Linked DNA regions of Homo sapiens: region 1 is linked to region 2. The links are chromatin loops, found by intact Hi-C in ENCODE. Cell type or tissue: mammary epithelial cell. All regions are shown on one strand. Each heading gives the region's core, and the rest is flanking DNA. Links, peaks and the distances in the headings are about the cores only.

The links. Peaks named below come from ENCODE experiments on the same cell type or tissue, not always from the same donor. Only the 100,000 strongest peaks of a DNase experiment are listed, where the experiment ranks them.
Region 1: a loop joins it to region 2, with 14 times the contacts of the local background. A loop is called at or near these places in 38 of 110 quality-filtered maps.

The regions. Positions count from the first base shown.
Region 1 is chr5:62,770,965-62,787,428 of GRCh38, forward strand. It overlaps the pseudogene ISCA1P1. Among named protein-coding and RNA genes, the nearest start is that of LRRC70, 200 kb to the left of the region's middle. In mammary epithelial cell, for the core only: a CTCF peak has its summit at 8,183 (motif pointing left); no DNase peak of the experiment used is centred there.
Region 2 is chr5:62,432,705-62,449,168 of GRCh38, forward strand. IPO11 (importin 11) reads left to right here. Exons shown (of 30, transcript NM_016338.5): 2 at 4,570-4,713; 3 at 10,279-10,379. The coding sequence starts at 4,576. It also overlaps the pseudogene RNU6-661P. Among named protein-coding and RNA genes, the nearest start is that of IPO11, 28 kb to the left of the region's middle. In mammary epithelial cell, for the core only: a CTCF peak has its summit at 11,249 (motif pointing right); a DNase peak (open chromatin) is centred at 10,777; H3K27ac peaks cover 280 bases.

The sequences.
Region 1 (16,464 bases), core at 4,806-12,805, 340 kb after region 2:
GCTCCTTGTACAACCTGTAGAACTGTAAGCCAAATAAATCTCTTTTCTTTATGAATTACCCAGCCTCAGGTATTCCTTTATAGCAATCCAAAATGGACTAAGACAGAAGCTGTCAAATTTAGACCTTCACACTTAACCTCTGTAGCAGGGAACTATTTTCTATTAATATTCTTTTTTAAACCTCTTCTCACCAGTAAAAATGAGTGTTCTGATTTTCAGGAATGCCATCTTGTGTCTTCTCTTCATTTGAGTCTTTTGTGTGGGTAACGTTAATGAGTCCCTCTGACTCTGTCATGACATATCTGACCTAGTACTCTGGAAAGAATATATCCTTTTAGTATACAGAAAGTCCTGGTAGGTCAGGAAGAATTTAGTTTATTCAAGTGGAGACATTCAGTTCATGCTGGGAGAAGTTAGTTTATTTGTTAAGTTTGTGGTGAGACTTTAAATTCTCACATTAAGTTTGACAGAGTAGTTGATGATATTTGGTCATGTTTTGGCTTCCTAACAGCCTCTGGCTGACTTAAAAATAAATCATTACAGACAGACCATTAAGTTTTATGAACTATGAATGTGCTTAAAAACCCATTTTAATGAAATGCTCAAAGTTTCTCCATGGGCCATTGCTTTTACCTGAGCCATGACTACATTTCAAATCCTACTGACCATTTCAAAGGTGATTATTCCACTCAGATGATAGCATGACTGGTGCCTTTGTAAAGCATTGACTGTGTTTGACCTCACAGCGAGGTGAGGTTGAAAACTTTGGTAGTATTACAGCAGTTCCCGCTTATCTGCGGGGATACGTTCCAAGACCCTCAGTGGATGCCTGAAACTGTGGATAGTACCAACCCTATATATACTAAGTTTTTTCATATACATACATAGCTATGATAAAGTTTAATTTATAAATTAGGCAGAGTATGAGATTAACAACAATAAGAAGGTAGAACAATTATAACAATATACTGTAATAAAAGCAAAATAAGGGTGACTTGAACCCTGTACTTCTATTGCACTGCAATATTGCAACAGTGATCCGATAACTGAGATGGCTTCTAAATGCCTAATAGGTGGGCAGGGTCTACAGAACAGATACACTGGATGAGGGATAATTCATCTCCAAAGCAGGATGGAGCTGAATGCTGTTCAATTAAAATCTTGTGAATTATTTCTTGAATTTTCCATTTAATATTTTTGGACCTTGGTTGGCCATGTGTAACTGAAACCACAGAAAATGAAACTATAGATAAGTGGTGGTGGTGGGGGGGCTACTGTACTGAGTATTTGTTAACTAAGTATTTGTAAAACTTTTGGTTATGGTGTGTGATTAAATTCCTTCTGACTGCATAAATGCTATGGTCTATGAAAAATGATGATTAAAAAGATTGTTTTTTGTTCACAACATTTATTTTATTATGTATTTATTTTTATTTAAGTTTTTCTTTTTTAGAGATAGGGTCTTTTATGTTGCCTAGGCTGGCCTCGAACTCCTAGCTTTAAGGAACTCCTGGGTTCAAGCGATTCTCCTGCCTCAGCCTCCATAGTAGATGGGACTACAGGAACATGCCATGGTGCCCAATCTACGTTTTTTAAAAAGTGAACTTTGTTTCCTCTAAAACAATAACTTGTCTCCAAATTTTTTTTGCTATTATGCACAAGGTGACGTAGATTCTTATTTTATAAAATCTGGAAAAAAAAATGGAAAGGAGTTTATCATGGTGGTTAGTAATTGAGTTTCTGTTCTGGTTGCACTATTTAAAGCTGCGTGATAGTAATTTAGGTGCCTAGATCCTCTGAGATTTCCTTTAAAATGAGAACAGCACCAGTATCATAGGTTATAAGTTACAAACTTATAAGTTACTATATATCTCTATATATGTATGAAAATGTATTGCTATTGTTGTTTTCACTGATATTTATATAGCAACTAGACTAGGCATCAAATTATTTTACAAAGAGCCTTATTATGGTTTCTCTATTCATTGGAAGCAGCATAGATGAGGAAGTTGCAGGGCCTAGGAATTTGATATTGATGAAGAAGCCCCATTTTCTTTCTATGTTCAATTATCTGGGTCCCCTCTCTTTTTTCTCCTTTGCTTAAAAAATACACCTTACCCACAAACCCTCTTTATCAAGACTCAGCATGCTTCAAGGTGACTTTATGGCCTTTGCTAAGACCCCCTGACCAAAGACCGTCAGAAACACAGCTACAGTAAAAATAAAAGGGTTAAATTTAATAGTTTGCCTCAGCAGGGAAGCATGCACACCGTGGATGACCTTGGGAAGTTCATCTTCAATTTACCCTTCTGTAACTTCCCTTTGGAAGTTAGAGAAGGGTAAATCTAGAGTTTTGAGGACTAGAGTTAGTCACCGAATAGTCCTGATGGGGACTAGTAGAATTTGTCAGCTAGGGTGAGCCTGTGTCTTATCTTGGAAGATAGGGCCCGAGCAAGTTGCCATTAAAGAATCTGAGCTTAGACTGTTTTCTTGATGCCACAATTTGGTCCAGTTTTGCAAGCTGTGAGTTCTGTTTCAATTCTCGGTTACCATCTTCTGGTCATTCTTCAGTCTAAACTGAAGGAGAGACCATTGTCTCTGGGACATGATCTATCAGATCTGCACTATTGTCTGGAGTCTGTTGATTAGAAGATTGCTCAGAGAATGTCATCTGCAGTTGAACTAGAGTTAGTCCCTCATGTTTCTTTAGTTGCAGAATGACCTGTTGCATCATCTGGTATGCCAGTGACTATACCGCAGCATTTCAGACTCTGGAGACATATACCTGGCACCTGCCAGATAGGCAAAACTAGGACAAGGATTATTACTACAGTTTGAAACATGCCCGTAACTGATTTAGATGTCCCTTTAATTTTGATATAGATTGTTTGACTTTGCCAATACCTGAGTAATTAGTCCTTAACCCAGTGGTTTGTTAGGGGTAAAGTTCTTGAGATTACCATGATTAAAAATGGAGATGTCTACTAACAATTAATTTATAACCTTAATCCAGCAGGAACAAAACAATGCAATGCAGCACATGGTAATCAGTGGTTTCTGCCTCTGGAGAGGTTTGTTTTCAAAGTACTGGGTGGAAGTCATCTTCAATACTCAGGCTGAAGAGTCCTAGAAATCATCATTCAGTCACAGGAGACTCTTCATGGTGCTGATGTTAATGGTGCCTGGGGATTACTCCCCTGTAGTATTAATAGACCAGGGTACCTGGTATAATCCTTTATTGAGGTTCTTTTGTTATTACTTCTACTATGGAAGATTCAGACCCTGATCTTACGCTTATGGCAGGGCCTTTTAGGTGAATATAAGGAAAAAGCAGAGATCATTTTCCATAATATGATTAAATGGCTCTGATTATTTTTTGTAATAAGTAACAACATTAGAGTGAAGGGGAGTGGAATTCTATAATAATTAATAATACAAAATGCTCTTATAAGAACTTAGTCCTTATAAGATTTTCCTAGAATTAGAACATGTTATGGACTGTGAAGGTATTGACAAATCTCTAGGCCTTCAATTTATCTCCAAAAGTATACTACGAATGTTACCAGTTGACAAGTATGTTTTAACAGAAAGGCAAAAATATTTTGTATATAGTTATTATATCAGTCTTTTATGTGAACATGTGTGTTTCTTTATATCTGAAAGGCATGTGACTATTGGAACATATTTATATTAACTCATTCTACTTTTATATAATCTTGGAAGTCTGAATTTTTCTTTTGACTTTACCCTCCCAAGGAAAATAAAACTTATCTTATGGAAAAATTTTTTTCAAGGTAACTGTGCCAACAGTTTGAGTAAACTTGGAAGATTCTGCAATGAGTAAACACTGCCCTATAGTCTTGGAAGAAGACTCAAACGTTTTACTCAAATTAATTATTTACATCTTTTAATTGGTAATAAATTCAATTGAATATGCGTATAAGCTTTGCAAGCTTCATTCCCACTCAAAAATAACAAATATATTCAGGTTGCTTTTTAAATTTAAAAAGTGAATATGTTGAGTCAGCTCTTGATTAATATTTGTTGATTCAAAAATACTGCCCAAAATTTACAAGTTGCTGATATTTTTGAGCAGAGAACCCAGATCATGAACCCAATGGTTTTAAAAGCCTAATTTTAATTTTTTTTCCTTCTCTATTTGCTATCCAAGTTTCAAAATTTGTTATTTGCTACTCAAGTGACAGTGTTAATAAAATGTGAAATTTGTTCTTATAATAACATGGAACCATTTCAGAAATAAGTTTAGTTTTATCTTGACATTTGTTTGACAATGGGAGACCATTATTGGATTGCAGGCTCACATCTGTCTAAGTTATTGTCTAATTAACCTGAAATATGCTTGCAGAGGCATAATTTTCTCTATATCATTGTTTCCCAACTTTTTTTTTTAATCACAAAGAGGACACATTTTTTTAAATTGACAACTCAATCTCTACATACATACAGTATTGCATGAATTATAAGTGGATCCAACAATCATATTATTGATACAAACTCATGAGCATTTGCATAAAGCTATTGCTCTAGGTTTTGGTGTGTTTTGTGCCAGCTACTTTAGTGAATAAACTAAACATAAAGGAACTCAGCTACTTGAATTCATGAGAATCAGCTTTCAAAAAAAGCATATATATCATCTCATAGAATACTTAATATGTCAAACCCAGGAAAATCAGTAACTAAGTGACAAAAGGAACACTTTTAAAGAAAAGTTGGTGATAAATATGTTAGGCTAAAATACTAAGAACTTTAGCAACTGGACCGAGGAACCAGAAAGTGTATGCACACTGGGAATTTTAACAAAAGATCCCCATGTTCTCCTGCACAGTGAGGACCACATTCCAAAAGCAGAATTCTGGGTTGCTACAATGTCATCTCTCCTACAAACCACTGTTTCAAAGGTGAAAGAAACAAGAGGTAATTCACATAAAAAGGTTTTAAAATTCTTCCCACTCAAAATAAAATAAAAATAATATAACCTGTATCAAATTATAAAGAAATTCTATTAAAATGTTGACCACATAAAGCAGTCAGACCATTTGCCTTCGCTGACTGCCTCAGAGGGCAGAGCATGTGTCACCTACAAGGAAGGGGAGAGAGGGGTAGAGTCCCTACTCTCCCCCGGCCTGTAGAGTCAGGGTGGAGAGGAGCCCTTTGGCTTCCCTGGGGTTTTGTTTCCTCACATAGGGAATTGAGGGAGGTGGGCTAGATGGCTTTAAGAGACTCCTCAACTAAAAGAATCAAAGTCAGCTTGAGATCCCATCTCTGAACAGACATATAGGGTGGCAAAAGAAATGGATTAAAAAACAGGTGGATGACGTCTTTCTCACCTTTTGATACCATCACTCAGAACTAATCTGTACTATAGTTGAAGAAAATCTTTGCCTGGTACTATTAAAGGGTATACAATGAGGCAGCTGACAATGAAATTTTTCATAAAAATGTATAAAAAGGCTATGTTAAGTTCGGGTGGAAAAAACAATGCACCACCATATTACTACCAGCAGTCAGGACGTCCTGTCTCGGATTTTAGGAGTCGCCGATCTGGTTGGGAGAAATGCTGAGGGAAGCTCAAGCCATTCAATAGCGATCTAAGGAGTGCACACAGTTCAGGAAAGGGATAAACAGGTGTCCAGGAAGGCAACTTTAATGAAACTGGTTCTAAAACAAAGGATGCAAGAGATCTAAATGATCCAAAAAGAGTGATGACTTCTCATTTTGTCCCCTACAGAGAATACAAATATCATTTCTTCCGGAATCCAACACACTGGCTTCATTTTCAAGATGTATCACTTTATTTTCCAGCACGTGACAGTCACATGATTTCTGCAGTGAGCCCCAAAGCTTCCACGAGCTTTCCTGGAACCTACGGCCAGAAGAGTCCTGAGATTTCGAATATTAAAGCTTTCTCCACAGCCACAAGTCCCTTTGATGTTTGGGTTATTGAACACAAACTCACTGGATAATTTGTCTTCAACATAGTCCATTTCTGTTCCTAAAAGTGTTAGCTGTGCTTTCTTTTCGATGAATACTCTGACTCCATCTTGAATAACTTCTTCATCAGAATCTCCTTTTGTCTTTGTATATTCTAGAGTATAAGAAAGGCCATTACAGCCCCTGGTTCGGACACCAACTTTTACACCTACATGCTCAGGCTTATCTTTAAGAAGTTGTTTTATCTTGTTTACTGCTGAAGGTGTCAGGGTGAGGGCTGCCCGGGTGGGCTGCAGCTTCCTCTTGCTCACAGCCCGGGCAGTTGCCCGGACTAAGGAAGGCGACATTTTCGCCGTCCCGGCGCCCCGGTGCCTGGGGCCGGAGGTTGGCTGCCTCAGCCTCTCTCCACGGACACGGCGGGCGCATTGGTTTCCCAACTTTTAAATTGTGCCTCTCATTAGCAAAATAGTTTGACAATGTCTCTCTCTAAAATGTGTGCATATTCCTTTTTTCTTCAAATCATATACATATAGTATTGTTATTCTGTATATTAAATACTAAGAAAGTCTAATTTCTAATTTTTGAGATAAAAGTATGAACAGAAATTCTATTATTTTAAAATTTTCTGGAGTATGTAACTTCACTTTGGAAACTGTAGTCCTATATTTCTGATTTGTAATAATTTTCCTGCTCTAATATTTCTTTGGGATACAACTTTTTTTCTGTCATTTGAACACCATGGAGCAGTGGCTCTCACCTGAGGGCAGAATCTGACGGCAGTTGCCTAAGAACTAGAGTTTAAAAAGGCCTGTCCGTGATCCTGATCCACCTCCCCCAGGACCACTGTATTCACCACCCAGCTACCCCATCTCATGAAGACGGTGACTAGTAGTAGCAACATGGCCTTAACATACCTTACCTGGGTAGCAAAATGGCATGACTAGCAATTTTTTATGCAGATTGTACTTGCCTAGATGTGGTAGAAAAACAGTGAGGCAGAATAATAAAAAAAAATTTGTGTCCTACTGAAAAAAGCTTACATGAAAAACTTTTAAAAAGAAGGGGTTTACATCTGTGTGTATTTAATGCAGTGGTCACTGTGCAATGCCACATGCAATTGTGTCTCTCTGTGAGCCAGGAGTTTTGCTGAGTATGTGTAAGTGGGTAAACTTAATGGTTATTTTGTAGCATCATTTTTTAAATGTGGTGGGAGAATCTGTGATTTAAGGAGTTTTATGGCGAATCTCATTTTGTGATGTAAATAGTCATTTTTTGAGTATAAATCCAAATTTTTGTATGCTGTTGGCCTAATGAGTTCCCTATCATAGACAATATTAGGTGATGGCAGGGAGGTGGGACTCCAAGGCTTTCATTGTACATGTAAATTAGAATGGCTAATTGAAGCAGATATCCAGATAATTCAGACCAAACTCTCCCTTTTTGTTTGAAATATACTTGGCTGAGTTGTTTAAAAAAACAAAAAACAAAAAACAAATCTGTGCTTCTTTTCTTAACCACGACCTCAGCAATCGTGAGCAAAATGTCTGAGGGAGTGTTCTAACAGGCCTAAGAGGAAGCTCTTAAAAGAGAGACCTGTGGTCATATAGACTTGAGAAACACTTCCTACTTGTCCCTTCTTTTGGAGAGTCATCATGCATTACAGACTATGAAAAGTCCTGCACAAAGGAAAACTTTTGAACTTAGTTTAACCCAGTGTTTTCTAAACTTCTGTGACAGACAACCCTTTATTTACATAAAATTTGCTAACTTACAGTCAAACTGGTGTTCTTTGAAAGTCCATTTTGAGAAATGCTGGTATAAATTAAAGCGGTATTTATATAGCCACAAGTGCTAAGAGTGCTAGTCAGTAATCCTAAGAAGCCAAGGATGATGGGGCATGAATGTCCACAGTTTCATACTGCTGCCACTGGTAGTTTGAGGGATTTGCTAAGGGGATCCTCCAGGCAAACACTGGGTTTATAATGGTTAGGCTTTATCCCCAAAGAGAAAAATAACCACTTAGTGGGCTGAGATTGGCCCATTAGTTTTCCCAGAGTCTCTTTTTCTCCTGAGCATCTCCTCCCACCCCAAATTTTTGCAACTTTTTAAGGGGATGAGAGGGATGGGGTGGAGCATCTTTTCCCAAGTGGAGAGATCCCAAGGGCTCTGTCATGCAACACCGGGAAAACAGAAAACGTTAAGTAGAGACAAAGCCTTGAGCTCCCCCTAGAGGTAAGTATCTGATCATCTCTACTGTGGCAAGACACGAAAATACCATTTGTTTTTTTTTAAGATTTACATATCATGGACATCATTTAAAGTTCGATTTAAGAATCACCTGAATATTTTAGTTAAAAAGTAAAAGAGTAGTTATCTTTTAATATTAGTGCTTATTTGAGTTTAGATATTATTTTATAACTTACATTGTACCTCTCATCAGCGAAATAGTTTGAAACTGTCTCACTGTAAGTGTATATATTCTTTTTTCAAAATATGTACATGTAGTATTGTCATTCTGTATATTAAGTATTAAGAAAGTCTAATTTCCCTACAGCTGTTACAATGTTTACCAATAGCTACTCCTGTCTAAGGGCTATGAACTAGTCGGAATCTGCATGTTTTTGGTCAGAAACAGCCACATAGGGTCAGTACAGATGACCCAATCTGCAAATACTATGTCTTATGGAAACATAACTTTGGTTAATGTGACTTTTATGAGGATTTCGAATGCAAATTCTTCATCCTTATTCCCAAACTGAGCCACTGATGCACATTTATTTATTTATTTATTTCCTTTATTTATTCACCTGTATTTGGTAAACAGCAGGCACTTCTCTCAAATGTTATGACATTAAGGGATGCCTTACGACATTCCCTTAGGGTGCCTATGACATTTGTGATTCTGTTAAGATCACTTTGGCATTATGGTTGGTCTAACTTTGTTCACGAATGTGTTGTGTTCTGTTTTTATGATGTTTATGACCAGAGATGAAAGTAGGCTGTGCTCAGAGAGCTGGTCCCTGTTTAGCCTATCTCCTCCCACATTGTGATTTGGAGAAAATCATTTTCTCCAAAAGTTTTTCAGGGCCTTGGCATTTTATTTATTAATCATGAGATGCTGGCTGGGCGCGGTGGCTGATGCTTGTAATCCCAGCACTTTGGGAGGCCGAGGTGGGCAGATCACCTGAGGTCAGGAGTTTGAGACCAGTCTGACCAACATGGTGAAATCCCGTCTACTAAAAATATGAAATTAGCTAAGCATGGTGGCACACGCCTGTAATCCCAGCTGCTTGGGAGGTTGAAGCAGGAGAATCACTTGAACTGGGGAGGTGGAGGTTACAGTTAGCCGAGATCGTGCCATTACACTCTAGCCTGGGCAAAAAGAGCGAAACTCCGTCTCAAAAAAAATAAATAAAAATAAAAAAAAAATCATGAGACGCTACAATATCCAAAGGTGGACCCACACTCTTACTTATGCTAATGGAAGGGCAGTCCCACGTGGTAGCACATTGAGGCACATGTATCCTCAGGCGTGTGGGGAAGGTGCCGACGGGTCAGCAAAGTCACCATATGATTATAGCACGCCTCCCTAAAGGTTCATATTTCTCAGAGATGTAGGAGGAGGCCGTATTGTTTTGACATTAAAACCAAGACAAATTTGCTTGGGAGCAAATTAAAAAGACATGGAGGTTTACCACAAAACAAGAATGAATTTGGAAGCTTCCAACAGGCCCCAGGGCATACATTCACCGCTCTTTACAGTTAGTGGTGTTCCAATAGAAAGGCTTGAGAAGTGTTGCCTTGGGCCCCAGAGCCCGGGGTGACACCAGTGTGCCTGGAAGCCCACTCCAAGCTTGATCACAGCGTCATCTTCAAGCTCACTCGGGGTCACTGTACGTCTCTTCTCCCTACACGAGGGTTGTGGCATCTATTACACCACTACTGTGTGCCAGGCTGGGTGCCAAGCCCTTTATATACATTTACTCTTTGCAGGGGTCCTATGGTAAGAGCTGTTATCCCATTTTACAGATGACAAAACCAAGACACGAGGAATTGAAGTTTCTGTATTTGCCCTGTCAGTGAGTGCCTGAGGCAGAAACTGAATGCTTGGTCTGTTTAACTCTCCAGTGTGCAGTTCCAGCTCCAACCCTGTGGGAATGCTGGCTAGGCTGCTTCCTAGCGGTGAAGCGATGGGAGCGCAGGAGCGGAGCGGAGCTGGGGAATCCCACTCCTCCCATTCCTAGCCTGAATTTTAAGGGCTGAGCAGTATCAGTGGTGGTGTACCATGATTGCATTATCAATCTGCCTTTACAGAATCCAGGAGATATTCCACTGTGCACAGTTTGACGTAAGTCTTTTTTTTTTTTTTTTTTTTTGAGACGGAGTCTTGCTCTGTCGCCCAGGCTGGGGTGCAGTGGCGCGATCTCGGCTCACTGCAAGCCCCACCTCCCGGGTTCACGCCATTCTCCGGCCTCAGCCTCCCGCGTAGCTGGGACTACAGCGCCCACCACCACGCCCGTCTAATTTTTTGTGTTTTTAGTAGAGACGGGGTTTCACCGTGTTAGCCAGGATGGTCTCGATCTCCTGACCTTGTGATCCGCCCGCCTCGGCCTCCCAAAGTGCTGGGATTACAGGCGTGAGCCACCGCGCCCGGCCTGATGTAAGTCTTATATTTCAAAGTTTTATCATTTTGCCGAGTCGTGGTGAGCACAGTACCATAATTCACTCTATGGCCCAAAAGAGGAGGTCCCAGATAAATAAAGTGCTTGGAGGTTTTTAGGTCGTTTGTGCTGCTAAGTCAGAAAATGGAGAATGAAGACAATTTAGCACAACTTAAGAAATATGAATCGGGTGCTCACTATACACTAGCACTGGGCCCTACAGCTAGAAGAGATAGACATGCATACAAATCCCCTTTTTTTTTTTTTTTTTGCAGTTAAATGCTATGAGAAAGATAAAGTAATACCTTTTATCTTGGGTATTTTCTAGTTCATATTCTCAAAGAAGATCACTTCTTCTTTGATTTTGAGGGAGGTGGGCAGAGTATGCCCAGGTCAAGGTCCCTATCATTTGTTGGGGGCAGCATTGGACGACATCGTAGTTTCTTGGAGGTTCACAGTGGCTTTCTGTGGAGCAGGCACCAAGATTGAGGCAGTTCACGCATCACTTATTAAGACAAATTCCCTTTGTCTAGCACTGTGACTGTTGGCCTGATGAAGGGAAATTGTGAAAAATTTTGCTTGTTTCAGAATTTCAGCTTCCCGTTCTGGCCATCGCCTTGCCTCTGCTAATGTTATTTGTGTCCCAAGGTTTGAAATTATTTGGTTTATTAAGGGAGCCTGATATAAGGTGCTCCGTCAGTGTCATCTCATCTCCTAAATACTGCCCGCAGTTCCAGGAGGAAGGGATTTAATAGACTCTCGTTCCTTTAGGAAGCTTAATTTGAAATTCATTTGGGCACAGAAATTTTATGGGTACAATCAGATCCAGATATTGCTTAATGAAGTTCTAGGCAGATGTACAGTGAATGATCTGTGCCTACTCCAAATCCTCAGTTACGCTCCTCTGATATACCATTAACTTTTAGAAAACCTGAATCTATGACCCAAATTCTAATTAATCCTAAGAATAATGAGGTACAAAGGCATTATTTTTTCCTTTTTTAAGTTTTCTTTCTCTTGCTAACAAAGAATTTTAAATTGTGGCTCTAGCATTTAAGTGCATACATTTTGAATTTACAAAGTATGGAGAATAACATGAAATCATCAGCAGGTCAATGAATTAGATTTTATTTCTGTGTGTGTGGTAACATTAAACATCTATGGTACAACTTTCATTTATTCTTGTGTCAACTATTGCTTAGAGTAATTCAGTATCATAATCTATATTTAACTTATTCTACTTTATAAAGGACTTTAAAATAACATACATTATCTTCCATAACATATGCTATGACATTGGTATTATTATCCCCACTTCGTACTTGAGGACACTGAAATTTAGGAAAGATTAGTTAACTTGCCTAATTTCACACAGTTGTGGTCCTAGGAAAGAAACATATATTTTAATAGCCAGCCCAGGTTTTTTTTTTTCCATTAAATGATCAGATTCTCTGCTATTATGTTTTTGGTTTTAGTTAATAGACATATTGGTTGCTATTGACATTTGGCACATCTGGCTTGCTGTTCTTAATGACCAGTGGGCTCTGGGCACTCAAATATCGACCAGTGCCAGACAGCTAATGTCAATGAGTGTGGTGGGCTGGGTGTCAGAACAAGGAGTGGTGGGGACAATGGCAAATTGGAGAGTGTACACTCCATTTAAAAAAGGGTTCCCTTACCTATTCCCACTGGGCATGCTGGCCTGGTGTTGCAAAATATTCTAAAATTTTAAGAGGAGCCAGAGATCTGGATTTTGTGTGGAATCTCTCCATTCTAAGTGTTGGCAACCAAATTTTTTTTTCCCTTTTAAACTCTGCAAGCCAAACAAAACCCATCTATTAGGTGGATTCAGTTCATGACTGCTAGTTGTGACATGGGCTTGCTTTTTACTTTTTTGGAGGTACATGTGAAGGAGGAGTGAGTGGGTGGGGTAAGGCCAGCATCACTTACTCGGGCTATAGATGGTTCTTTTCCTGAAGCCAGGAAGTCTGAGCAAAGCTGGGGAGCCTGTGGGTTTCCGGGCTGCTTAATGTGGGCTATTCTGGGACTGCCTTCTTCTTCCAGAACTATCTGAAATGAGGGAGACTTCCTTATAATTAGGGGCTGACCACTGAGCTCCGTGGCATTGCCCACTCTCCAGTAGTTAGTTGAACTTTGTTTAGTATCTTTATTATTATTTCTTTGCTTCCTTCATTTCTTTCCTCTTCTTGGGAGATTTCATTTTCAGCTGCAATCAGTAACATTTGCAATGAAACTGAAAATCAACTGAAACTGTTGCAAATGAAACTGAAATGAGTAACATTTGCAATCTTCCGAGACAGAAGACTTTAGAAGAGGGTGAACTTTTTTTGTTGTTGTTATTGTTATTCTTTAAGTTCTGGGGTACATGTGCAGAACATGCAGGTTTGTTACATAGGTATACGCCTGCCATGGTAGTTTGCTGTACCCATCAACCTGTCATCTATATTAGGTATTTCTCCTAATGCTATCCCTCCCCTAGCCCCCCACCCCCCGACAGGCGCCAGTGTGTGATATTCCCCTCCCTGTGTCCATGTGTTCTCATTGTTCGACTCTCACTTACGAGCGAGAACATGTGGTGTTTGGTTTTCTGTTCCTGTGTTAGTTTGCTGAGAATGATGGTTTCTACCTTCATCCATGTCCCTACAAAGGACACGAACTCATCCTTTTTTATGACTGCATAGTATTCCACTGTATATATGTGCCACATTTTCTTTATCCAGTCTATCACTGATGGGCATTTGGGTTGGTTCCAAGCCTTTGCTATTGGGAATCGTGCTGCAGTAAACATACGTGTACATGTGTCTTTATAGTGGAATGATTTATATTCCTTTGGGTATATACCCAGTAATGAGATTGCTGGGTCAAATGGTATTTTTGGCTCTAGATCCTTGAGGAATCACCACACTGTCTTCCATAAAGGCCGAATTAATTTACGTTCCCGCCAACAGTGTAAAAGCATTCCTATTTCTCCATATCCTCTCCAGCATCTGTTGTTAGAAGAGGTCTAACTTGTTTTAAACTAGATTTCCTTTTGTTTGTGTGATCTATGGATTTTATTTATTCAGTTTCCTGTCCCTGCAAGCACAGAAAGTTGAAAACTAATTTGATTCAATTTTCCCAGATGCAATCTCATGTGTATTTTATGTTAGTTTTTAAGGTTTTTGAATTTTAACCAAACTCGGCACAAAGTGACTATGTTACTGTTATACGCCACATGCTCCGCTGCACAAATACATAAGCATTAGACTTAGGTTTTTCTCTATTGTAAAGAAATTCAGACCTTCTCTGAGTGTCTAATAAAATTCCATCTAGATTAACATGTGCTTTTGACCAAGAGATTCTTTTACTGTATCAATGTAATGGTTTGAACATTTTTCATCTTTGGAGATATGATGAAAAGGTGGCAAAAGCATGTAATGAAGAAGGTTCAGAAACTCTAGAATTAAAACCTATTATTTACTGAGCACTTATTATTTGCCAGGCACTGTGCTAATACTTCACAGTCATCCCACATTATCTCATTTAATCCGTTAAACCATGTGTAATATACCTATCAGTTATACTTTAAAGATGAGAAAATTGGCCGGGCACGGTGGCTTACGTCTGTAATCCCAGCACTTTGGGAGGCCGAGGTGGGCGGATCACGAGGTCAGAAGATGGAGACCATCCTGGCTAGCACGATGAAACCCCGTCTCTACTGAAAATACAAAAAATTAGCCAGGCGTGGTGGCGGGCGCCTGTAGTCCCAGCTGCTCCGGAGGCTGGGGTGGGAGAATGGCCTGAACCCGGGAGGCGGAGCTTGCATTGAGCTGAGATCGCGCCACTGCACTCCAGCCTGGGCGACGGAGTGAGACTCCTTCTCAAAAAAAAAAAAAAAAAAAAAAAAAGAAAAAAAAGAAGATGAGAAAATTAAGTCACAGATTCAGTACTTTGCCCAAAATCCTATGAGTAGTCAGGGGTGGAACTTGGATTCAAACTCAGGCTTATTTGATCCACAAAGTGTCACATTTCTAACCACCATGTTATATAGCATTGTTATCAAAGAATGATTTCTGCTTCAGGAGCTATGCAACAGAATAAGCAAAGAAAAGAGACTAGTTGGGGTGAGATGTGAATATCACTCTGTGCAATTAAGATGGCGCAAGACCCTTGGCAGATAGAGCAGAAGCACACTGGTCATACTTAGCAGGACATCGAACGTCATGTACTTCCTAGGACTGGTGTAGAATTAAACTGGGAATGCTGGCGACAGCCGCAAACTCCTCTTGCTTGCTGAGGAATGTATGGGTGTATAGTATGTGAGACTTTATGCCTTCAGCAGTTCATGACACTGGTGTTAAATGACCATTGGAGGAAACAGTGTCAAGTTTTACGATAAGGTGGAATATTGATTTCTGTAATGTTCTGCATGAATTTAATGGCTGCTTTGTGTTTCAGTATATGAATGTGCCTTAATTTATTCAACCAGTTCTATTAAGAGATACTGAGAATTTAATATCTATATATTTTGATCTCCAACAAGTTGTTGCCAAAGCTAGTCACTTTGAATTGGGCTTCACCATCTCTAGACTCTCGTTTGGATTTTAGTGTTTGGTATCACATTAGTCACAGTACATTGCATTTGTGAACAATAAAATCCAAATACTTCATCTTTGGCAACCAAAGCCTTCCATGATGTTCCATTTCAAGACATGGCTAGTTAACAAGATAGGTGCCAAGATCTGTAGTTGAACCTATTCTGGGTACTGTTTGTGCTGCCACACAAACTGCTGCTAAAATAGTTTGCTTCTAGAATGTAGACAACCTGCTGAAATCAACATAACTGGGATATATGGAAGAATGAAGCTATTGTCTTAATACTTGTCCCTCTTGAATCAGCAACTAAATTATAGCTTTATCAGTCTTCACTGGTCAAGTGTTTGCTATCTGTGGATTGTTAAATGCTGACAAGTTTTAAAGCCTATAGTGGGACAGTTTATATGTATTTTGTTTATTGAGTGCATTTAATTTACACATTAACGAAGCTAAGTTAAAATATGTATTTTATGGCTGCTGTTTTTTTTCCTAATAGTTGTTAACATATGTAGGTAGCAAGATTAAAAAAACAAAGAATTTAAAACTAATAACCTTGGAAGAAATTCCAGACTAGGTACATTTGGGATTGCCAGGAATGTTCTTTCATGATAAAGTTATTCAATTATCATCTCAGCCTTTGCTTCCTTATGGGATATTAGTGTAATTGATGTGATAACTTATTTAAGTTTGTGGTAAATAATTCAAATGGTCTAGAGTATGTAGGGAAAATAAATGCTTCTTACTCCTTTGAGGGCTCTCTTTGAGGAACTCTGTATTGACGGATTTTTCTTTTATCTTTCTAGAAACTATGACTACAAATATATTTACTTATAGTCACATTGGCATCTATGAACCATATATTTATTATATTTAATGATAGACCTATTTAAAAACATCTGTCTTTGTTTTTCCATAAATGGGATGATAATGTTCTCAGTTCTCCTATAACTTACTTTTTTCACTGAATAGCACCTCTTTAACATATTTTTCCATTGTTATTATGGGATGACCAATAAGTGTACTCGTACTCGAAGTTCTATGTCTTTGGAAATATCTAGGTGTGAAAAATGGCTGAGGAGTGTGCTTGGACCCCACAACCCTATGTACAGGTGCTCTGCTATGGCTTCCTGGTAGACTGGGGGCTCCACTGTGAAAAAGCACAGTTGGAATCCAGTTCTCACCACATAATATCTGCTTGATCTTGAGGAAGCTACCTAACCTTTCTTTGCTTCAGTTTAGTTTAATTGTAAAATGG
Region 2 (16,464 bases), core at 7,782-15,781:
TTATGTCATCATTCCAGAAATATTCTTTCTCTTCTAATTCTTTTAAACTGGAAGTTAGGCCCAGTCTTGATTAGATTAATGTTGACCGTTTTTGATGTTTCAGAGGCGAGGCTGTGGGCTGCGTATTTCATCATATCAGGAGGCACTTAAGGTCAAGTTGTGTTGTTGTTGTTGATAACTGAATTTACTCTGTTGGTTAAGCTGGCGACTGACGATGGATTTCTTTATTTTAAAGATTTGTTTCTTCATTACAATTAGCAAGTAATCTGTGGAGTGATACTTGGACACATTGGGAACATTCTGTTCCCCAACAACTGTTCTTTCATTTAATGGTTTTAGCATGGGTTATTTACCCATGCCTGAATAAATTATTTCACTGTGGGAACCTTTTTATTTTGGAACACTCTTCTTCGGTTTTTACTCTAATTTTGGCACCTTTTTGTTTTTTGTTTTTTTTTTAAAGTCAATCTACTTAAAGTGTTGGCATTTAGTAGACTTGCTGGGGTTATTGTATGTGTGAAATGCCCTAAAACTAATGACAAACACAGATAATACAAATATTCTGAAGAACATTGTTATGTATGGCTGAAACTGAAGTCACTGCAGGTCTGATAAATCTGTTAGTAGCAGGTAAAGATGCTGAGTTTTCTTTTGTTTACTTGTTTCTTTTAAGGAGAATTTTTGTTTCCAACTGTAGGCACGTTCGTATATTGGTTCTGTGTGGGAGATATACTCTGGGCGCCAACTGGTATGGTAGAAACGTACTTTTCACAATTTGTTTTAACAATAAGAGTAGCTTCCTCTGCCTCTCACCCCAGTAGCCCACAGATTTTGGGTAGACAACAGAGACTCTTCTGATTCTTATCCTAACAACTACTGCAGTGTCTGGCACAAAATAGGTGCCCCAAAAATGTATGAACTGAGCTCTTCCCCGCCAGACTGGATGGGCTTCTTAGGAGCAAGGATCAAAGCAAGGGGAGGACCTGGATGGGGCAGATACTGGAAGGAGGCAGGGATGGGAAACTCTAGCAGATTCCACTAGAACAGGAAAAATGGTGAGGGTAAGGATTGCTTTGCTGTGTGCATTTATGTTCTCTGCACAATCTTTGCTCTAGGGGAAAATTGCTTTGAGGGTTGGCAGTAGTCAGTGATTTTTTTAGGAATAGCCCAAAGCAAGGCTGTGACTTTTATCTTTATTTCTTTGGTGGAGGGGGTGGGATGAGGATGAGTTCTGGTAGAGCTTTTTTCCTTTCATATGTTGATAGCAATATATTTATGTTCTTCCTATCCTGCGTCTATTTTTATACCTATATGAAAAGCCTAGACACCTTATTTTGCCCCATTTGTTCCTGCCCTTTTCTCCAACTTCATTTTCCGCCACTTTCCCCTTTTCTCACTAAGTGTCAGTCATGTTGGCCTTCTTCAGTTTGTTTCTAATCGCAAGGCCTTTTTTCTAGTTGTTTTCCCCGTCTGAAGCTCTGCCTTCTGATCCTTGCATGGGTTTCTCTTGTCATTCACGTCTCTCATAAATGTCACTTCTCAGAAGCCTTCACTGAATACCCAGTCTAAAGTGACACACTCAGTTGCAGTCAGTCTTTTTTTTTGTTTGTTTGTTTTGAGACAGGGTTTCTCTGTTGCCCAGGCTGGAGTGCAGTGGCGTGATCACAGCTCACTGTATCCTGGACCTCCCTGGGCTCAGGTGATCCTCCCACCTTAGCCTCCTTAGTAGCTGGGACTACAAGTGCACACCACACCTGGGTAATTTTTGTATTTTCTGTAGAGACGGGATTTTGCTCTGTTGCCCAGGTGGGTCTTGAAGTCCTGGGCTCAGGCGATCTGTCTGCCTCAGCCTCCCAAAGTGCTGGGATTAACAGGTGTGAGCCACCACACCTGGCCATGAGATGTGCTTTAAGTGTAAAATATACACAGGATTTTGAAGATTTAGTATTAAAAGTAAAATATCTCAGTATATTTAAAAAATATTGGTTACATGTTGCAATGATAACATTTTGGATGTATTGAGTCAAATACACTATTAGGCCTGGTGCAGTGGCTTACACCTGTAATGCCAGAACTTCAGGAGGCCGAGGCAGGCGGATCATTTGAGGTCAGGAGTTTGAGACCATCCTGGCCAATATGGTGAAACCCAGTCTCTACTAAAAATACAAAAATTAGCTGGGCGTGGTGGCTCGCGCCTGTAGTCGCAGCTACTTGGGAGGCTAAGGCAGGAGAATCACTTGAACCCGGGAGGCAGAGGTTGCCATGAGCTGAGATTGCACCACTGCACTGTAGCCTAGGCAACAGAGTGAGACGCTGTCTCAAAAAAAAAATATATATGTATATGTGTATATATATATGTATATATATGTATATATATGTGTATATATGTATATATGTATATATATGTATATATGTATATATGTATATATATGTATATATGTATATATGTATATATATGTATATATATGTATATATGTATATATATGTATATATATGTATATATATGTGTATATATATATATATCAGAGCAGCTGTAGTAAAATATATATATTAGGATTAATTTTTACATACTTCTTTTTACTACTTAACGTGGCTGCTAGAAAATGTAAAATTAGGCCAGATGCCATGGCTCATGCCTGTAATCCCAGCACTTGGGGAGGGATTGCTTGAGCCTAGAAGTTTGAGACCAGCCTGGGCAACAAAGCGAGACCTTGTCTCTACAAAAAATAAAAAATAAAAAAAAATTAGCTGGGCCCGGTGGTGCATGTCTGTGTTCCCAGCTACTTAGGAGGCTGAGGTGGAAAGATCACTTGAGATCGCGGCTGCCGTGAGCAGTGATCACGTCACTGTGTTACAGCCTGGGTGACAGAAATTTAAAATCTTAATCTGGGCTGCGCATGGTGGCTCGCGCCTGTAATCCCAGCACTTTGGGTGGCCAAGGACCTGGCAGGCAGAGGTTGCAGTGAGCCGAGATCGTGCCACTGCACTCCAGCCTGGGCAACAGAGCAAGACTCTGTCTCAAAAAAAAAAAAATCTCAATCTGGCCGGGCATGGTGGCTCATGCCTGTAATCCCAGCACTTTGGGAGGCTGAGGCAGGCGGATCACCTGGGGTCAGGAGTTTGAGACCAGCCTGGCCAACGTGGTGAAACCCCGTCTCTACTAAAAATACAAAAATTAGCTGGGCTTGGTGGTGTGCGCCTGTAATCCCAAATACTGGGGAGGCTGAGGCAGGAGAATCGCTTGAACCCGGGAGGTGGAGTGAGTTGAGATTGTGCTGTTGCACTCGAGCCTGGGTGACAGAGTGAGACTCTGTCTCAAAAAATAAATCAAAATCAAATCAAATCTTAATCCAACTCTATCAGTAACTTGGTATTTTTCAGATTCTAGTTATTAGGCCCTTTTTAAGATGGTACAATGAAATTTTTGTGTTTTTGATTAGCCCTGCTTTACTTACATAGGTTTTGAAATGGTTGATTTTCCCTAAAAGGTAATCTAGGTCAGATTTCTTGTTGAATCAACATTTGGAATCTTGCCATTTCACTGCAATTTAATTGTAATTATTTTAACAAAGGAATTCATTTGCTTTGGCTATATTCTTTATAGGCTAATAACTTTCAGACTTTTACTGTCTGGAACATTCTTCGGTCACAGAGATAGCCACTGTCACTAAGCTGTATCAATACAGTACAACGCTATTCCCTGTCACCCCTGCACTGAGAACTTCGACTTATTTTCTGTCAATATTTTTAGCTTTCAATTTTAATCCTTATATTTTGTACGTGTATATTGTGAATAACTATACATACTTGCTAAGTATAGAATTGTATATACAATTTTGGGGGTGATTAGAAACAGAATCCCGGAGAATTCAACAAAATCAAGAAATTGTGTGTTTGTTGAATGGCTTCAGCTACATGGTATAGGATTAGATGACCCAGCCCTTAAGATCCTTTCTGACTTAGGTTTTAGATTTTTGTTTAATAGGTCAGTTTGGCTTTTTTCCCCATAGCATTTCATTTTGTATGTTTCTTAAAATGATTTGGAGATGCACCATTGGTGGCACGTAAGATGATGTTGGAGAGTACTTTACTAACAAGTCAAAGCAATTCTTTTGCAGTTTTCTTTTCTTCCTTCTGATTTTGTCAAGGATAAAGTTAGGTGTTACTTACTGTATGGTTTAATACTTTTATAACACTTATTAATCTCCTTTTTAAAACGAAGACAGAAGACATTATGCTTAGTCTTGGGCACGTAATGGTACTTACTCAGAATTTAGAAACTTTGAAGTTTGTGTGTGTATCTCCCCTCCCTCAATTTATTATCTTCTATTTATGGAACAATGAAAGAGAGTTTCCTTTAGGAATAAATTGATTTAAGCAAAAATAATTTGATTATGAATTTTAAGGATGAGTATGGGGTATACTTAGAAAAGATAGAAAGGCAGAACATGAAGGATTAGATGAATGGGAGTAATTCAGAACATGAAAGCTTTTTGTCTCCATTTATTTTACTGTTAATTTTTTATTACTTGTAATACATATTCAAGTATGTTAACTTATCATTGCCAGGTTTCCATGGATCTCAATAGTGCCAGCACTGTTGTTCTTCAGGTGTTAACACAGGCCACCAGTCAGGATACTGCTGTGTTAAAACCAGCTGAGGAGCAGTTGAAGCAGTGGGAGACACAGCCAGGTTTCTATTCAGTGTTGCTGGTAAGTTGTTCTAAAATTGTTTGCTTTTCTTTTTAATAAAATGAGACAACATTAATTTGTTTTAAAACCCTAGTTTTATTGGTAGTTTAGTGAAATAGATTCAGATGTTTGGCTGCTGATGCCTTTGCCATTATCTTATTACTTTATGACTTCTTAAGGGTGTTAAATAAATATTTATTGATAAATATAAAAATAAGCTAGGTATATGTAGCATCTGCTCAGAAGGCAAAACTGTGATGATTTTCAGTTTTAGTACGTTAAAAGTGTCTACTATCAGGACTCTAGGTAGCACTCTTTCATATTTTGTCTTTATCCCTACCCCAGGTAATTTATGTTGTCATAGTTGTTCAGGTCTCCACATTGCAGCATCAATGTCAGGTGTACCGTGTATTTCACTTTAAAATGTTTTCTTTTCTCATCTAAAAATTTCATTCTCTTGACACAGCTGATGTTTTCTTGGATATAATGGGAAATGGTATAATTAATTAACAATATGTGCTTTAAATTAACCTTTATTGGAGTTCAAAGTTTTTGACTAATTAATCAAAATTATTTTCTCAATGCCAGAATGAAAGAAGTCTTTTTGTGTTGAACACTTTCCTTATACTTTTCTTCTGAGAAATTGAGAACTCTGATTAGTGTTTGAGGTTTAGCTTCTGGTCAGGGCAACAAAGCTCCCCGTTGGGTTAAAAACTGACTCAGTATTTGTGACCAGGTCATAGAATCAGAGCAAAATTGTTTATTATATCTTGCAAAATAAAATAAATGATAGCAGTTGTCATATATATTTTAACTTGTTGGCTAAAAAAGTTTGAGTTGTTTGTTAAATTGAAGAAGATATTGTTCATGACAGTAAGGGAAATTGTTTAAAGTCAGACTTGTTATCCTGAATATAACAAAAAAGATGGCTGTTTGGCTCAGTAACAGAATCGTAAAAAAAAAAAGATTGATTTTAAAAGATACTAAAGAAAACATCTTATTCTTTATGTAATCTTAGCATCATGTTTGTAAATTTTAGGCATAGTATAAATCTTTAGAAAATCTCTTGAGTAGGGCCGGGTGCAGTGGCTCACTCCTGTAATCCCAGCACTTTGGGAGGCCAAGGCGGGTGGATCACCTGAGGTCAGGAGTTTGAGACCAGCCTGACTGACATGCTGAAACCCCATCTCTACTGAAAATACAAAATTAGCCAGGTGTGGTGGCGCACGCCTGTAGTCGCAGCTATTCATGAGGCTGAGGCAGGAGAATCGCTTGAACTCAGGAGGCGGAGGTTGCAGTGAGCTGAGATCGTGCCATTGTACTCCAGTCTGGGCAACAAGAACGAAACTCCATCTCAAAAAAAAAAGGGGGGGAGCAGCGGGGCCAGGTGTGGTGGCTTATGCCTGTCATCCCAGCACTTTGGGAGGCCAAGGCGGGCGAATCACGTGACCAGGAGATTGAGACCATCCTGACTAACACGGTGAAATCCCGTCTCTACTAAAAATACAAAAAATTAGCCAGGCATGGTGGCGGGCGCCTGTAGTCCCAGCTACTTGGGAGGCTGAAGCAGGAGAATGGTGTGAACCCAGGAAGCAGAGCTTGCAGTGAGTGGAGATTGCACCACTGCATTCCAACCTGGGCGACAGAGTAAGACTCCATCTCAAAAAAAAAAAAAAAAAAATCTCTTGAGTATCTTTACTCTCCTTACGCTTATTTAAATGAATATGCTCTATAATTAGTCTTGTGCTTTTTCTGGCCAAAATATAAAACACTTTCAGAATTTCTTATTTTAATTACTGCTGGACCTTAAAAACCAATAGGCATTGCTTAACTGTTGTCTTTTTATGTATTAATAACTATACCTTATTAATAATACTAACTGCGTAGGTTTTTTTTTTTTTTTTTTTTTTTGAGACGTCTCGCTCTGTCGCACAGGCTGGAGTGCAGTGGGGTGATCTAGGCTCACTGCAAGCTCCGCCTCCCAGGTTCATGCCATTCTCGTGCCTCAGCCTCCTGAGTAGCTGGGACTACAGGTGCCCGCCACCACGCCTGGCTAATTTTTTTGTATTTTTAGTAGAGATGGGGTTTCACCGTGTTAGCCAGGATGGTCTCAATCTCTTGGCCTTGTGATCCGCCCGCCTTGGCCTCCCAAAGTGCTGGGATTACAGGCGTGAGCGACTGCGCCTGGCCCAGTCTTTTTTTTTTTTTTAAGTAGAGACAGGGTCTTGCTTTGTTGGCTGGTGTCAAACTCCTGGGCTCAAATGATCCTCCCACCTTGGCCTCCAAATGTCTTTATTTTTATTACCTGTAATTTTCTTCTTAGAGGGATATAACATTTCTTTTAGATGGAACAGATTATATTTACAGTAGATTAAAAAGCTGCTGTGTTTTAGTCTTCCTTTTTCCCCTATACTCGCTATCTAGGTACATTTGATCTTACCTAGCTGTCCATTCTAGTCAGGAGACTCCTGTATTTGTATACATGATCTCAGGCTTATGTTCTAGTCCTGTTTTTCAGAGTACTTATAGGACATTTCTACTTGGATTGACATCTGCAGCTTGACTTTTCTTATTTTTGTAAGTGTATTTGAGATAGACTGAGTGAGATCCACCAACTTCCACAATATTCCCACATTACTTCCATTCGTTCACTCATTTGCTCAATAGAAAGTTAGGAAGTTTCTGCTTTGCCAGGCACTGTGCTAGATTCTAGGCGTAAGACAAGACTCAATGTAGTATAGAAGGTGGACATGTAAAGTGTGAAGATCAAATGTGATTAATGTGGTAAAAGAAGTGCATGTTTTGTAATGGAGACCCAAAAGAGGGACTTGCACCCAGTTGCCAGTGGTTCGAAGGAATAAATGTGAGTTACACAACTATATTTGTAATCTTTTTTCTTTTTTTTTGTATTTAGACATGATTTTCTAAAATTGGCTGTATAGTGTACGTCCCCTTTTTTTTTTTTTTTTTTTATCTGAGGTGGAGTCTCGCTGTGTTGCCCAGGCTGGAGTGCAGTGGTGTGATCTCAGCTCACTGCAACTTCTGCCTCCTGGGTTCAAGCGATTCTCCTGCCTCCGCCTCCTGAGTAGCTGGGATTACAGGCGCCCCCCCACCATGCCTAGCTAATTTTTTGTATTTTTAGTAGAGACAGGGTTTCACCATGTTGGCCAGGCTGGTCTCTAACTCCTGACCTCAAATAATCTGCCCACCTCGGCCTCCCAAAGTGCTGGGATTACAGGCGTGAGCCACTGCGCCCAGCCTGCATTCCTTTTTAAAAAATACTTGGCTGATCACAGTGGCTCACCCCTGTAATCCTAGCACTTTGGGAGGCCAGGGCAGGTGGATCACCTGAGGTCAGGCGTTCAAGACCCACCTGGCCAACATGGTGAAAGCCCGTCTTTGCTAAAAACACAAAAATTAGCCGGGAGTGGTGGTGCATGCCTGTAATCCCAGCTATTCGGGAGGTTGAGGAAGGAGAATCGCTTGAACCCGGGAGGTGGAGGTTGCAGTGAGCCAAGATCGCGCCACTGCACTCCAGTCAGTGCAACGGGAGTGAGACTCCATCTCAAAAAAAAAAACTTACAAATGTTTTTCTATAGCAAAGGACATACTTCCACATCATTTTTGGCTTTGGGGTTTTCCTATACAAGGTTTAAGAGGTCACCTTTGGGAATTTGAGTTGTTTTTGGTCTGAGACATAGTATAATTATAGTCATTATTATTATTTGGATTAACATAATGCATACTTTTTTTGAGTAATGGTTAATGTTGAGTTGAGATTATTCACATCACATGTAGCTTTATCTCTCTTGTTTTTTGAGACAGAGTTTCACTCTTGTTGCCCAGGATGGAGTGCAATGGTGCGATCTCAGCTCACAACATCCTCTCCCCTCCCGGGTTCAAGTGATTCTCCTGCCTCAGCCTCCCAAGTAGCTGGGATTACAGGCATGCGCAACCATGCCTGGCTAATTTTGTATTTTTATAGAAACGGGATTTCTCCATGTTGGTCAGGCTGGTCTTGAACCTTTGACCTCAGGTGATTTGTCCCCCTCGGCCTCCCAAAGTGCTGGGATTACAGGCATGAGCCACTGTGCCTGGCCTTTTTTTTTTTTTTTTTTTTTTTTTTTTTTTTTTATGGGACAGAGTTTTGCTCTTGTTGCCCAGGCTGGAGTGCAGTGGTGCGATCTCTGCTCACTGCAACCTCCGCCTCCTGGGTTCAAGCAATTCTCCTGCCTCAGCCTACTAGCAGCTGGGATTATAGATGTGCACCACCACACCCAGCTAATTTTTTGTATTTTTAGTAGAGATGGGGTTTCATCATGTTGGCCAGGCTGGTCTCGAACTCCTGACCTCATGGTGGTCCACCTGCCTCGGCCTCCCAGAGTGCAGGGATTACAGGCATGAACCACCATGCCCGGCCGCTTTATATCTCTTAAAAATGTTCTGCTATCAAACTTTTTTTTTTTTTGAGACAGAGTCTCACTCTGTCACCAGGTTGGAGCACAGTGGCGCGATCTCGGCTTACTGCAACCTCCACCTTCCTGGTTGAAGCTATTCTCCTGCCTCAGCCTCCCGAGTAGCTGGTATTACAGGCATGCGCCACCATGCCCAGCTAATTTTTGTATTTTTAGTAGAGATGGGGTTTCACCATGTTGGCCAGGATAGTCTCGATCTCCTGACCTCGTGATTCGCCTGCCTCGACCTCCCAAAGTGCTGGGATTACAGGCGTGAGCTACCGCGCCCAGCTTTATCAAACTTATTTACAAGGATAATTGTTTTGATAAGGAGGGTACTATGAAATAGTTTTATTTCATAGCATGTATTAACCCCGGGGCCTTGACTCCTTAGAATCTTTGAATCTATGCTGTAGTGGGCCTACTTTTTCTAATTTGGAAGTTATATATTTTATTGAATATGTATGGGCTTATGGTATTCATTTGAAAAATAATTAGGTTTGCTTGTTTCTGAATTTAATTTTTTTACTAGGGGAATTTTCAAACACACCTTAAAGCAGAATAGTACAATGACTCTACATGTGTGTTACTCAGCTTTGAACAGTTAACATACAACTGAGCAGGTGTACTTCTTATATGAATTGTAGAACTATATATACTTCATAAATATCGATATGATATATGTAGTGATAGAATATAAACAAATTTAATTAAAAGATCTGTCCAGGCTGGGTGTGGTGGCTCATGCCTGTAATCCCAGCACTTTGGGAGGCCAAGGCGAATGGATCACCTGAGGTCAAGAGGTCGAGACCAGCCTGGCCAGCATGGTGAAACCCTGTCTCTACAAAAAAAAAATACAAAAAATTAGCTGGGCTTGGTGGCAGGCACCTGTAACCCCAGCTACTTGGGAGGCTGAGGCAGGAGAATCTCTTGAACCTGGGAGGCGGAGGTTGCAGTGAGCCGAAATCGTGTCATTGCACTCCAGCCTGGGCGACGAGAGTGAAACTGTCTCAAAAACAAAACAAAACAAAACAAAACAAAACAAAGATCTGTCCATACTTTATTGTGGGTACATTAATTATACTTTTTACTTATTCCATGCTAATTCTAATATTATGTTTTTTATTTATAGAATATTTTCACCAACCACACTTTGGATATAAATGTAAGGTGGCTTGCTGTACTGTATTTTAAACATGGAATTGATCGCTACTGGAGACGTGTAGCACCTCAGTAAGTTCCATCACTTCCCCTATTCCTTGAGTATAATCCTTCCCAAATTCAGGAAGGTGTAAGAATACTTGTTTATGTAAAAGGATGTGTTAGCGCTTACTTCTGCAGCACATATACTAAAATTGGAGCAATACAGAGACGATTAGCATGGTCTCTGTGCAAGGATGATGTGGAGATTTGTGAAGTGTTTGATATTTAAAAAAAATGCAAAAAAAGTGTTTACTACTGAATAAGTGTTCTATTTAGGTAATGACAAATCAACAGCTATATTATTGTTTTCTTCATGGTTTTCCATTTGAGTGTGTGTGTGTGTGTGTGTGTGTGTGTGTGTGTGTGTGCGTGTGTGCGTGTGCGTGTGATGTTGGCCCTCTGCTTGCAAGGATCATGCTGAGTCAGTCATGTTGAACAAAAGCCCTCTGTTTTAGTCGTACCCACTTAAAAGGCTGAGGCAGGAGGATTGCTTGAGCACAGGAGTTTGAGATCATCCTGGGCGACATGGAGAGACCCCATCTCAAGAAAAAAGAAAGAGAAATATAAGGTTAGGATTTGGAAGAAAAAAAAAGCCATTCAGAAGGAAATCCCAGGTCAACTCTGAACCAGCTAGGTGTTAATTTCTGAGTCTTATGCATTCTTTCTCTATGGTGGGAATGGAGTAGTATACATTTGTAATCACATTAGTATTCAGTTATAACTGCTATGTACGTGGTTAACAGATTTAGTAGTTAATTTTACATGTTATATAATCAATGCAAAATCATTGTAGACATGACCCTGGGATTTGTTTGATAGAAAATATGGTAGTGAATTTTGCTTAAGAAGTAACATAATCTGTGTTTTCCAGTAGATGGCACTATAGCTCTCTAAATTCTTAAAAGCCGTAAGACCTTTTTTCTCAGTCTGAATACTTCAAAATGCATATAAAACATGTCCTTGAATAATATTGGAAACAACAAGAATATTTTCAGGCTGCACTTGGGATACTATATTACGGTTTAAAGCAGACATGTCTTTTTCTTTTTTTTTTTTTTTTGAGACGGAGTCTCGCTCTGTTGCCCAGGCTGGAGTGCAATGGCATGATCTCGGCCTACTGCAAGCTCTGCCTCACGGGTTCAGGCCATTCTGCCTCAGCCTCCCGAGTAGCTGGGACTACAGGTGCTTGCCATCTTGCCCCGCTGATTTTTTGTGTTTTTAGTAGAGCCAGGGTTTCACTGTGTTAGCCAGGATGGTCTCGATCTCCTGACCTGGTGATCCGCCCGCCTTGGCCTCCCAAAGTGCTGGGATTGCAGGTGTGAGCCACTGTGCCCGGCCGGAGTAATTTTTTACATAGGATTAATTCATAATTTTGGAGAGAAATATGGTAAGTAGTGATGAGAAAATGTGCATTATTTGTTTATAGGCAATGGCCCAGCAGCACTTTTCTACTGCTTTGTCCAATTGAATTTTACGTGTCTGCTAAAATTCATTTTGTTTTAGTGGTTATATAAAGGATACAATTATAAATGCTTGTCTTGGCTGGGCACGGTGGCTCACACCTGTAATCCCAGCACTTTGGGAGGTCGAGGATCACCTGGGGTCAGGAGTTCGAGACCAGCCTGCCCAACATGGCGAAACCCCACCTCTTCTAAAAATACAAAAATTAGCCAGGTGTGGTGGCGGATGCCTGTAATCCCAGTTGCTGGGGAGGGTGACACAGGAGAATCACTTGAACCTGGGAGGTAGAGGTTGCCGTGAGCCAAGAACGTGCCACTGCACTCCAGCCTGGGCGACACAGTGAGACTATGTCTCAAAAGAGAGAGAGAGAGACATATATATATGTATATATATATAAACATACATATAAATATATATATAAATGATTGTTTTGAAGGGAAAGTAAATTATTAAATATTTCATGTTGTACTTTTACATAATGAATTAGAACCTAGAATTTAGCTTAAATTTAAAAAGTTATGAGATAATTTATACAATATTAGGTAGTTAAATCCCAAGCTGTCTCTTTTAGTATATATTGAAATAAAAGCTGGAAAGGAGAGGATGCTGGAGCACGAGTGGCAGTTTAGTAATTGAACTTATAAACTTAAGACTTTTTAAAAAGATGCTTGTTTCTGTACTTATCAGTTTCATTTTATATAGATCCTACTCTTAACCATTTTCACAGAATGAGAATTAACTAACAAGCTTGTTACCATTACCATATACATTGCAGTGTATCTGGGTCCTAATTAATTAAATACTGTCCAATTTCTGCTTGACATATAGTTTGAATTCATCTAATGATAACATGCATAAAATTAAAGGTGGAATGTTAATTATTATTAGAGAATTGTTAAAGATGTGAATTTTCTTCAGGTTAATGGCTTGTTTCTTTAATATGTATACAATCCCTGACTTATGGTTGTTTGATTTGATGATTTTTTTTTTACTTCACTATGATGCGAAAACAATATATATGTATTCAGTAGAAACTGTACTTCAAGTGCCCATACAACCATTCTATTTTTCACTTTCAATACAGTATTTTTCATTTTCAGTACAGTGTTCAATAAATTAACATGAGATATTTATTACTTTATTATAAAATAGGCTTTGTGTTGGATGCTTTTGCCCAGCAGTAGGCAAATGTAAGTGTTCTGAGCATGTTTGAGGTAAGTTAGGCTAAGATAATGATGTTCAGTAGGTTAGATATATTAAATAAATTTTTGACTTACAACATTTTGTATTTACTGTGGGTTTTTCAGGTGGTAACCCCATCGTAAGTCAGTATCATCTGTATTTTTTTTGCATAATCTATTTTGATAGATAGTCATTGTACACTTTTATTGTAGTTAGAGTTATGCAAACTGCTAAACCTGGCTCCTTGGCATAAAAGAAAAGTTCAATTACAAGTTTAAAGCAAAATATTGTAGGAGAACACATTATGTCAGGGGTTTGATAGTAGAAGGGAACTATTAAAGTTGGAAAGTATAGCATAGTCATAAAAGGATTAGAGAGATCATTTTTAATGACCTGAATGTTTATCTTAATCTTGTTTTCTCATTTGTTTATTAACTTTGAGTAAGTCATTAAGGTTTTAAAATACTTTCTTTGAAGTGTAATGTATAACAGACTTTAAAACAGTACACAAATGAAGGGTGTAGTTTGAATGTTTATAATGCAAAGACACCTGTGTAACTGCCAGTTGGAACTAGATAGAACACTTATAGCACTCCAGAAACTTTTACACACATGTGCATTTTATTACTATTTATAGTCACATGTGTGTTCAACTTTAGTAGATATTGTTAATTAATTTTCTAGGCTGGTTGTACGAGGTTGCACTTCCACAGCAACATACGAGTGTTTGTATTTGCTCTGCATTCTTATCAGCACTTGGTCTGATCTTTCATTTTAGTCATTCTGGTGAGCTTAGTAATTTTAGTTTGCATTTTCTTTATGAATGATGAGTACTTTTTAATGTACTTATTGGTCATTGGGATATCCTCTATTGTGAAGGGTCTGTTATTTGCACATTTAAAAAAATTGGGTTATCTTATTGATTTATGAGACTTTTATTTTGGATACGAGTCCTTTGTCAAATATACGTATTACAAATATCTTCTCCTAGGCCAGGTGCAGTGGCTCATGCCTGTAATCCCAGCACCTTGGGAGGCCGAGGCGGGCAGGTCGCCTGAGGTCAGGAGTTCGAGACCAGCCTGGCCAACATGATGACACTCCATCTCTACTAAAAATACAAAAACTAGCTGGACATGGTAGTGTAAGCCTGTACTCCCAGCTACTGAACAGGCTGAGGCAGGAGAATCTCGAACCTGGGAGGCAGAGGTTGCAGTGAGCTGAGATCATGCCACTGTACTCCAGCCTGGGCAACAGAGCGAGACTCTGACTGCAAAAAAAAAAAAAATCAACTTTGTGACTTGCCTTTCACTTTCTTCATGATGTCTTTTGATGAACAGAAGCCCTTAATTTTAATGAAGTTTAATTTAATTACCTTTCTATGATTATTTCTTTTGGTTCATAATTATATATATATATTTTTTTTTAAGAAGACAGGGTTTTGTTCTGTTGCCCAGGCTAGAGTGCAGTGATGCAATCATAGCTCAGTGTAACCTCTAACTCCTGGGCTCAAGCAGCCCTTCTGCCTCAGCCTCCTGAGTAGCTGTGACTACATGTGTGTGCCGCCAGTGGCTAATTTTTAAATTTTTTTTGTAGAGATGGGGTCTTGCTATGTTGCCCAGGCTAGTCTTGAACTCCTGACTGCAAGTGACCCTCCCACCTTGGCCTTCCAAAATGCTGGGATTTACAGGCGTGAGCCAGTGCCCCCAGCCTATTTATGAAATTTTTGCTCAACCTGTGGTCATGAAAATACTCTGTTTTCTACTGAAAGCTTTGTTTTCCTTTTCTATTTTAGGTGTATGATCTTTCTGGAATTTATTCTTGTACAAGGTGCTTATGTGAAGTAGGGACGTGTTCTTTCTCCATTGCATTATGATTGTACCCTTGTTTTTTTATTCTTTTTTTTTTTTGAGACAGGGTCTTGCTCTGTCACCCAGGCTGGAGTGCAGTGGTGCCATCATGGCTCACTGCAACCTCGACTTCTCAGGCTCCAGTGATCCTCCCACTGCAGCCTCTGGAGTAGCTGGGACCACAGGTGCGTGCCACCATGCCTGGCTAATTTTTGTATTTTTTGGTAGAGACAGGGTTTCGCCATGTTGATCAGACTGGTCTCGAACTCCTGAGCTCAAGCAGTCCAACTCTCTTGGCCTCCCAAAGTGCTGGTATTACAGTCACCACGCCCAGCTAAATTTTGTATTTTTAGTAGAGACAGGGTTTTGCCATGTTGTCCAGGCTGGTATTGAACTCCTGGCCTCAAGTGATCTTCCTGCCTCGGCCTCCCAGAGTGCAGGGATTACAGGCGTGAGCTACTGTGTCCAGCCTCACACTTTGTTTTCTGTGTGTCTTGTTATTTGTCCCCTTTTTTTTCTTTCTTGCTTTACTTTGGATTACAGTAGTTTCTTCTTATCTGCAGGTGATAGGTTCCAAGACTCCCAGTGGATGCCTGAAACTGCAGATAGTCCTGAGTCCTTTATTTAGTATGTTTTTTTTTTCAGTCTGATAACAAGATAGCTACTAGATGTCTAGTGGGCAGGTAGCATGTACAGCATGGGTGTGCTTGACAAAGGAATAATTCATGTCCCAGGCCAGACAGGGCAGGACAGCATGAGATTTCATCATGCTATTCAGGATGCTACGCTATTCAAAACCTGTGAATTTTCCATTCCATTCATTGAATCTGCTTCATTGATGGTAGATTACTGAAACCATGGAAAGTAAGGGAGGACAACTATATTCAAGACATTTTTTATTACTCAGTTTTACTCTAAAATGTTTAGTATGTTTTCATTACTTAAGTGATTATAACATGGACCCTTGATATTCTTGTATTAGTACTTTACTTTTTTTAAGAAAACTTTGTTTTGTTTTGTTTTTAGAGACAGGGTCTTGCTCCGTTGCCCAGGCTGGAATGCAGTGGCACAATCATAACTCACTGCAGCCTCGAACTGCTGGGCTCAAGAAATCCTCCTGTCTCAGCCTCCTGAGTACCTCAGACTACAGGTGTATGCCACCATGTTCTGCTAATGTTTTTTAGTTCTACTTTTTTGTAGAGATGGGATCTTGCTATGTTGCCCAGGCTTATCTTGAACTCCTGGCCCCAAGCAGTCCTTCTATCTCAGCCTCCCAAAGGATTGGGATTACAGGCATGAGCCACGACGGCTGGCCCTTTACTTTTTCTAGTTAATGCCAGAACCTTGTAGTAATACGTTAATTCTGTGTAATCCCTCTTGTCTTTAATGCTATTGTTGTTGTGTGCTTTAATTTAATTTAATTAATTTAATTCTGATACCCAGAATGAAAAACCTTAAAATGAGGCATTAAAATTTAATGTACGTTTACTATTTAAAAAAATATTTAAGAGACAAGGACTTGTTCTGTTGCTCAGGCTGGAGTGCAGTGGTGCAATCATAGCTCACTGCAGCCTTGACCTCTTGGGCTCATAGGATCCTTCTGCATTGGCCTCCCCAAAGTGCTG